Regions from separate parts of the Homo sapiens genome. Here region 2 is linked to region 1. Evidence: chromatin contacts called from ENCODE Hi-C data. All regions are on one chromosome and are shown on one strand. Each heading gives the region's core, a stretch centred on a gene start or an enhancer-like site at or near the end of the contact. The rest is flanking DNA. Distances are from core to core; before and after follow the strand shown.

The links. Hi-C counts contacts between places; a loop is a spot of excess contacts on that map. Pooled maps may share reads with other maps.
Region 2: a loop to region 1 is called in a map with no recorded cell type, with 2.3 times the contacts of the local background. The contact joins the enhancer-like site here to the promoter of LINC02852 in region 1. A Hi-C loop is called at or near these places in 3 of 168 maps with a recorded cell type or tissue (MCF 10A, endothelial cell of umbilical vein and naive thymus-derived CD4-positive, alpha-beta T cell), 11 of 37 single-sample maps with no recorded cell type and 11 of 50 pooled maps.

The regions. Positions count from the first base shown.
Region 1 is chr15:94,587,862-94,592,198 of GRCh38, forward strand. LINC02852 (long intergenic non-protein coding RNA 2852) reads right to left here and starts at 1,395. Exons shown (of 3, transcript XR_932641.4): 1 at 1,236-1,395.
Region 2 is chr15:94,323,335-94,327,660 of GRCh38, forward strand. The region is part of intron 4 of MCTP2 (multiple C2 and transmembrane domain containing 2); the gene reads left to right. Among named protein-coding and RNA genes, the nearest start is that of MCTP2, 94 kb to the left of the region's middle. Within about 2 kb of position 1,922, at least 2 of the 41 ENCODE cell types and tissues checked have a DNase peak (open chromatin) inside an H3K27ac peak, as active enhancers do.

The DNA of each region.
Region 1 (4,337 bases), core at 145-2,644:
GAAGGTCGGAATGAACAGGGAGGGGTGAGTTCACATGTGGGTGGTTTCTTTCTTTTCTTTTCTTTTCTTTTTTTGCCTCCTCTTTTACTACTGTTCAAATGAAGCTATGTGATACAACACTTAATAATAAAGGGAAATTGCACAGCAGATAGGCAAGGTGACCACTTTTGACAAGAGTCCCTATCAAATCAGGTAATCCAGAGTGGTATGCTACATTCAGCAAACCAGAACAAGGCCATCTTGTCTTCTAAGAAAACCTGAGGCCAGGTTTATATTCCAAGTCTGTTGTGAGGGATGGGCAGAACCGGATGGGGCTGGGTCCAAGGGGTCATTCTGTTCAACATCTAGGACAGCTGTGTTGGACAATGGTGTGCTTTTAGTTTAAGGAACCCGGGGTCCAGGCTTGGGATGGCATTGGAGCTTTAGACATGGTTTCCTTGGTTCATTCACTCAATGAATACTGAGTGCCTTATATATGCCAGACATTGACGTAGGTAGGCAATGAATAAGTCACACAAGGACTCTGTTCATGTCACAGATTCATTCTAGCAAAGAGAGTGGCACAAATATAACAGACATATATGTATATATATATAATTTTAATTATAATAAAGTGACAAAGTGGAGGGTAAAACTGTCAGTCTTTTTATTCAAAGACCTTTCATTCAAACCCTGATATTTCCTTAAGTGACTTAAATAAACTCCAAATGACTTCTCATGGCATTTAAGATCCTGCACAATCTAATTCCTACTATACTTCCAAAATTATTTTTTTTCTCCTTTCATCATTCCTCAGGACACACCTGTACATTTCAGTGTTGTGAAGCATAGCTCTGGTATCAGACTGCCTAGGTTCAAATCTCAGCTATGGCACTCATTAGCTATATGACCTTAGGTAAGTTACTCAGCCTCTGTGAGCCTTAGCTTTGACTTCTGTAAGATGAGTAGAATACGATTGCTATCTCCCTGGGTGACTGTGAAAATCAGACGAGATCATGGATATGAGAGGGCAGCATTCATACTAAAGTAAGATATGACTTACTTGGAAGTATTAATGACTACATTATAATAAAAGTTTATGTGTGTATTCATATATATATATTCTATATTTAATCTAACAGTGACTCTGTTCTGAGTCAGAATATATCTTAATGCCACATAGTAAGCCTTAGACTGTGCCTATTTTACTATTCATGCACAGTGGATAGATGCTGAATAAAATATAGTCAACTCACTGGTGTCTTGCGGTGATGGCAGAGATCCTTAACTAGGAGGAATGCTGTTTCAGAGGGCTCAGAATGGGTAATTAGGAGACTGTCACAAGGAAGCGTGAAGAACTGCACTCTTTAGCTTAAAGAACTGCAGTTGGGAGCCATATGATGAGAATCCATGTGTGCCACTTGGCAACATTAGAATTCCAAAACAGAGTGATCTTTAAAGATTCCCTCCCCTTGCAGCTGGGTGGAGAGGTGATCTGGGCTGCTCTGGAAACAGCGGTGAGCCTTTTATCATTTAAATATTATTCCATCGGGGGCAGAAAAGGGGGACAAAATACTGAAAATAAAAGTTAATTAAAAAATAAAATCAAGAGAAATGTCTCTCAGAGGCCACCTCTGGTACAGAGACCACCTGTCATTAAGCATTTTCCTGTCTATAAACCCAAGATTGGAAGCTGATCGACTCTTCTCTTGTTTAATTTTTAATGCCTCCTGTCTGGTCTCTGTGGTAGCTATTATAAACAGAGGCTGTCACATAGATATGTACCTTGCCCAGAGAAAAAGTGATGCTTCCCACTACCAGAACTGATATCCACTGGGCAAAACCTGCAGTGGGATTTATTACTTGCCTTGGAGAATTTGCTCTTGCATTGATGCAAGTCTCTCCTCTCCTTGTGGGTGGATTAATATAATAATAGAGGAAGAGAATGTCGTTGAGAAAAGAGAATAAATGGTGGCTCCTGAGCAACAGGGTATCTTCAGATCCTAATTTTCACCTTTCTGGTTCCTTGGGTCACTCATTCAATACAAATTTATTGAGCATCTACTATGTGCCATGCATTGTTGTATGTACTGAGGTCAAAGCAACAAAGCCAGAGAAAAATCTTTATTCTTTTACCCCACAAGACATTCTATTGAGGAAAGGGAGAGAATAAATACTTTAACAAATAAGAGTGCTGGGCCATTTTAAATGATGAAAGGGCAAAGAAAGTAAAAGCTGGAAATATGGCACCCTGGGAAGTGGGTAGGAAAGGCCCCCTAAGGAGGTAATGGTTAAGTAATAAGGTGAGTGATGAGGAGCAGCCAAGAAGGCAAAATCACATGGAATGGCATTCCAAGAAGAGGGAATGGCAAACACAAAGGCCCTGAGTTGGAGATGAGCTTAGCTTCTTTAAGAAGCAGAGGCATTCGCTGCGTTAAGAGAAGGGACTTCAGACTTATGATGAATACAGGCAATTGAAGGTGCCAGAGGACTTTCAGGAACCTGTAAAAAGGGGGAAGATTTGGTTCTGAGATTAGGTTTCAAACCTGGGATGCAAACATTCAATTACAGCCTCATTTTGGCGAATGTGAAAGAAAAGTGTAGGAGATCATCTTTCTTGAGTGGATTCACTCAGTCGTGCTCCCTAGACATGACCTTCATGGACCTGTTGCCTTGGTCTCCAGGGACCCGTTCCCTCCTGACTATATGAATGCAGTGGTCTTTATACTGGGAGCCCTTTCTCCTTCCGTCACTCCAGGCCCCAATATTCTATCTTCCTTCTGCTTCCCTATCACCTTCCTAAAACACACCCCATAAAGCCTCCCTCCCGTTCAATAGTGGCCTTTGAATTTCAACAGGAAGAACTAGCTCCTTAGCACCCCACACAAGACACTCACAGTCTGCCCTCTGCACACCTGGATTCCACGTGGCTGCCCACCACTTCTCCACAAGCACCCATGCTTACGAAGAGCCACCTGCATCCTGGCAGCCCCCAGCACCTTGACTTCGGCTCTTCCCTGGGCTAGACGGCTCATCCTTTCCCTCAACAGGAGGAGACGCTATGTTTTTTTGTTTTTGTTTTTGTTTTTTTTTTGAGTCAGAGTCTCACTCTGTCACCCAGGCTGGAGTGCAATGGTGCAATCTCGGCTCACTGCAACCTTTCCCAAGAGAAGAAAGCCAGGCCAGGTAAAGTGTTAGATTGGAGAGGAAGAGGAGGCCAGGCAAAGTTTGCAGGGAAGAGCATTTCAGTAGGTAAAATCGCAACACCAAGGCTTGAGTTAGAAATGAACTTGGTGGGTTGATTTCTAGTTTGTACCCTCTGAGCTCTGGGCGACTGAGGGTGTTATGGGTGGAGGGGGCTGGGGAGTGCCCATAGTTTACTTAATTTTGTGCTTTCCCCAGTCCCTGCCACACACAATAAGAACTCACCCTCTTTCTGAGCTCATATTTTGAAGAAATTTAAGATAATTTAGAGGGGAACAAAAAACTTGTGGCATATTTATTAAGTGACAATATTAAAATGAATTCTGCTGCAGTTTCTATCATGAGATTTGTAAATAGCATTTAACGTTTATAATCTCATTTTTGGAGGACTTTAATTTTGTTGTTTCAGGAACGTTTATAAAGTAAAAAGGAACTCCTGGTTGCATCAGTGGGGGAAGCTGCTTGCTTCAGAGGGACCTGGGAGGAGATTTACAGAACTCCCTGTTCTTGCCCTAATTAAGGCATTTGTTACTGTTTTAATAGCTCCAAGGTACTCACTGTAGCTGGGTTTATAAACAGCTTTTTTTTTTTTTTCCAGAGGAGAGGAGATACTTCCTTTTACGAGTTATATACTGTGACTCCTTGAGGGCAGGGATGATGGCTTGTATTAGGAATTTACTGTGCTCAGTCCCTGTCCCAGAGATGCTGACTCCTAAACTCTGGGAATGGAATCCAGAAAATTGTCTTACAACACAGCCCTCTGTTCATTCTGATGTCCGCTCAGCTTTGAGGACCACTGAGATAGGGGAACCATTTTCATTGAGTATACATAAGCCAGGCACGGTGCTGGGTCCCTGCTACTCAAAGGGTGGTCCTCAGGCCAGAAGCATCAGGGTTACCTGGGAGCTTGTTGAAAGACTCTCAGGACTCGCCTGAGAGAGACTTGTTGCATCAGCTGGTTTCAGATGCATCATCTCATTTAATTCTCAGAGCAAATCTCTGATATAGATCTGAATATCGTCACAGAAATCTTTGTAATATATATTTTTTATATAATTCACTCTTTTCCCTTTAATTTATTGTCTTATTCAGTTCAGCTATTTCAATTACAGTGTTTTGAAAGCAATTTCCCTGTTCATGGTAAAGTTTCAATT
Region 2 (4,326 bases), core at 672-3,171, 260 kb before region 1:
CAAAAACCTATGGGTAATGAAAAATGAAGTTGGTGGGAGACTAAGAACTCCCTGTCTTAAGCATGCTTAATACCCATGAATAATCATGGGCACAGAAGACTATCATGGGAGGCTGAGAAGTTTGGATCAGGTAGCTCTGGAAGTGTGGCCACATTTAGAAGATTGTTCCTTGCAGGTGGTTTTCCAGTTCTTCAAGAATTTCCTTTGAATCTTTGGCATGTGGGCCTTCAGCCTTGACAATAGGAGGTCTGGTATTGGGGAGCTCAGGAGTAAACTAAGCAGCCCTGTTATTATTACTGTTATTATTTATTGTTGGATGACTTTGGCTGCTGTAGTGGTCTTTCTAAGAACGAGTCTTACTCTGATGCTGTCAATGGTCCAGGCATGGCATTGAGCTCACCTTCGTTAGCAATCCGCATAGGAAGAATGGCCGCCATCTTCCTGCATGTCTGCTGTCTCAGCCATTGCCTGTGTGTTGTGTTCATCTGACCCTCCCTGTCCCCTCTTCTATTTCTCTCATCTTTCTTTGCTCTTTCTACTCTCCTTTTCTTCATCCTAACGTTTTCCTTTTATTTCCTTATATTCCCCATTTCCTTTCCATTATTTTCCGGGATGTTATACAAGATGTATTGTTTTCGACCAAATAGGACTTACACTTGTTTTAAGTTCTCGATCTGAGTAGCTCTTGGCTGTCTTAAACTTTGAGACTGGTAAAGCAGAAGAAATATGTGAGCAATCGCCTTTAATTCCAACTGCTTCATGATTTGGTTGATGCATGGAGGAAACTGAACCCTGGGTCCATTTCCCATGGGAAGGAATGTGGCCGAGGAGGAGGTGTTCTGGCGTCTTAGAGCTGGTCTTATGCTCCAGGCCTGGCTTGAACTTCAGCCTTGCGATATGGGCAGGTCTCTCGTCCTGTGCAAAATGCTCAGCTCATACCCTGTTGGCTCGTAGAGCGCTAATACGTGGAAAACAATAGCCCTCGCTTTAAAACCCTGTGCTTTGCTGTAATGTTAGGCCGCTGTAGTAGTTTACCACTGTGGGCTGAGGGAATACTGTGTTGCTGGTGCCCTCTTGTGGCCACTCTGTAGCGTTGCAAAAGGAAAAGAAAAGTTAATGGAAGTTCGCTGTCACATTACTAGGGCCGTGAAAATCACTTCAGCTGTAGGTTGAGGTTTGATGGTCTTTTTTGATGCGAGTTTTAGTGGATGAAAATAAATGAACACTCATTCAGAAAACTGCTCTCTTTCTCAATTTCCAGCACAGGTAGATATCTGACGTTCGTTTCTAGAGCAATGGCAGCTTTATATGCAGATAATGGAAAAAAATGTGCTACATAAGTCAAGTTCATATTTAAAAGGAGTAGTTCAGAGAAAAAATTTAAAGATCTCTCGATACTGTGAGAATTATGCTATGTAATCGCTGTTACATAGCATAATTTTTACTATTATTAAATAATTGTTATCTTATTGTTTATTATATTATTATTCAATTATTGTTGTTTAATAAATTACTAAATTGTTACCAAAAAGTTAAAATGACTGATTTAAGTCCTGGTTTTCTTTTGCTATTTAGCAGGCTAATTTTTATGATGTTGCTAGAACTCTGTATTGTATACTGAGCAGCGGTGTAGCTTCCCAACAGGTGTGTTCTGAATGGGATGTACTGAAGTATTCATTCTGGCAGCCCTCTGGGCACCTCTGTTAGGCTTGGGCCACCATAAACCCTGCTGTGCCCTACAGACATCATTTTGTTTTGTGTCATGATGTGACGTGCTGAAGAGTGCTGGATGGTGGGTGAGGGTTATGCGTGGGCTTTGGACATGGACCACCGGAGTTTGGATTCTAGCTCAGACACGGTCTAGCCATGAGCCTGCTAGGCTTGCGGTAGGATTAACCTGGTGTGTGTGCTTGTGGAGACTTGGTGGTGGTCGTGGGGCGGGGCCGTGAGGTGGGTGGAGCTGAAACAGTCATATGCAATAAACATTAGCTGTTACTATTGCCGTGTGAATTGTCATAGTTATTCTTGGTATAGTTATTCTAGTTTGGGTTTTGTTTTTGCATTTCGCCTGTGGGAACAGGAATGACTTTGTGATTTCCCCATCCTTTTTATCGTGGGCTTATCTTCCCAGTTTCCTCATCAATTTTTGTACTTTTTGTGTATCTTTTTGCTCTTTTACTTCTTTTGAGATAAAAGTTCCTCCCCCTGCCGCCACCACCACCTCTAACCTGGGTGGTGTGAGGGTTGTGAAAGGTGTTTTCTTGAGGTCAGGTCTTATTTTCTGTGAAACAGGAGAAATGAGAGACTCTTTTAAAAGGCACCTTATTTGAATAAAGACTCTGTCGTGGATTGAGGTTTAATTTTCCCCATCATAAATTTGACCTAGAAAATGCCCCTTCATGAGTAAAACTGGTGTTGACGAAGGCACACCACTAGGCCTTACCGAAATTCTGAACCTACTCTACTCCATCGCTCCGATTTTTTTTTTTTTTTTTTTTTTTTTTGAGACGGAGTCTTGGTCTGTTGCCAGGCTGGAGTACAGTGGCGCGATCTCGGCTCACTGCAACCTCTGCCTCTCTGGTTCAAGTGATTCTCCTGCATCAGCCTCCCGAGTAGCTGGGATTACAGGCATGCGCCACCATGCCCAGCTAATTTTTGTATTTTTAGTAGTGATGGGGGTTTCACCATGTTGGCCAGGATGGTCTCGATCTCCTGACCTTGTGATCTGCCTGCCTCAGCCTCCCAAAGTGCTGGGATTACAGGCATGAGCCACCGTGGCTGGCCCGCCCCGATTTTTAAAATCTATTTTTCTTTCTAAAATGAAAGAGAATCTGGCTTTTAAATGTTTGGTTACCTGGTGTTTTCTCTCTACACATTTTTCTCTGTATTATAAAAACTTTATTTTGGAGAAGAAATTAAAAGCTTAGGGCACCATACTTTGTTCAGTCAACATTCTGAATTAAGTTTGTTCAAAATTTGTAACATTAGGAATAATGCCACAACAAACGTTCTTATACCTAAATCTGTGTGTACAGGTTACTTTTTCATATATTTGCAAGTGAGTTATTTATTCAGGTGGATTGCATTTTTTGTGTTATATGATCTGAGCATTTCAAGATTCTCATTAAAAAATTGCCAATTTACTCTTGAGAAAGACCTATTTGTTGACCTACTGGTGTGTGAAAGTGGGCCACTTTTTGTTTCTCACCTACCTTGTTATGTGGAATATTATTGTTACTTTTTTTTTTTTTGAGACTGAGTCTCGCTCTGTCACCCAGGCTGGAGTGCAGTGGCATGATCTCAGCTTCCTACAACTTCTGCCTCCTGGGTTCAAGCAATTCTCCTGCCTCAGCCTCCTGAGTAGCTGGGATTACAGGCATGGGCCACCACGCCTGGCTAATTTTTGTGTTTTTAGTAGAGATGGCGTTTCACCCTGTTGGCCAGGCTGGTCTCGAACTCTTGACCTCAGGTGATCCCCGCCCCACCCCCCCCCAACCTCGGCCTCCCAAAGTGCTGGGATTACAGGCATTAGCCACCGTGCCTAGCCATATCTTTGTTAATTTGATAGAAGGAAAGTGTTGTCTTGTTTTTTTCTTTAAATTGTTTTCATCAATTTGGACCTTTAAATATGTTTGGTTAATGAGATATTTGCTTCTCTGCATAGTCTGTTCCATGCATCACTTGTTCATTCTGTCTCCTGGGCATGTTCACATGCATTTTTTAAATTTGTCACTTGCCTTTAGATTGTGTTTATAAAGTTTTTGTTGCAAAAATATTTTTAATCTTACGATTCTTTTCTGGAAAGTGTCATTTTTTATCTAGAAAGCTTCTTGAGAGACACACACATTCACCTACATTTCTTCTCTTTTCTATCTAGTTTTACATTTTTTCATTTATTTCTTTGATCTCTGTCAAGTTTACTTAGTTTCTGGCCCAGAGTAGGAACTGAGTTTTACTTGAACCAAATGGCTATCTATCTAACTAGGACTAAATATTTCTTTTCGTAATGATGTGACGGTCACTTTTTAAGTATACATTAAATTGCAGCACATATTGGAGCCTGCTTCAACAATTTCTCTTTGATTCCTATTGATGTTGTTCTCTTGTTCGGCATCAGCTCCACACCAGAGTTTTATTGTATTGAAAATTCAGTCCTTTTTATTTTGCAACATTTGGGATTTGCTTCTCATTGGAGTACCTTCTCTGAACACCAGATGGCATGAGATCATTGGCCACATCTGGGCCAGTGTATCAGAAAAATTGTTGTTCAAGAGCAAATGTGAACCTTTCAAAGATGCAGACACCCATTCTGTAACACAGGAGTGG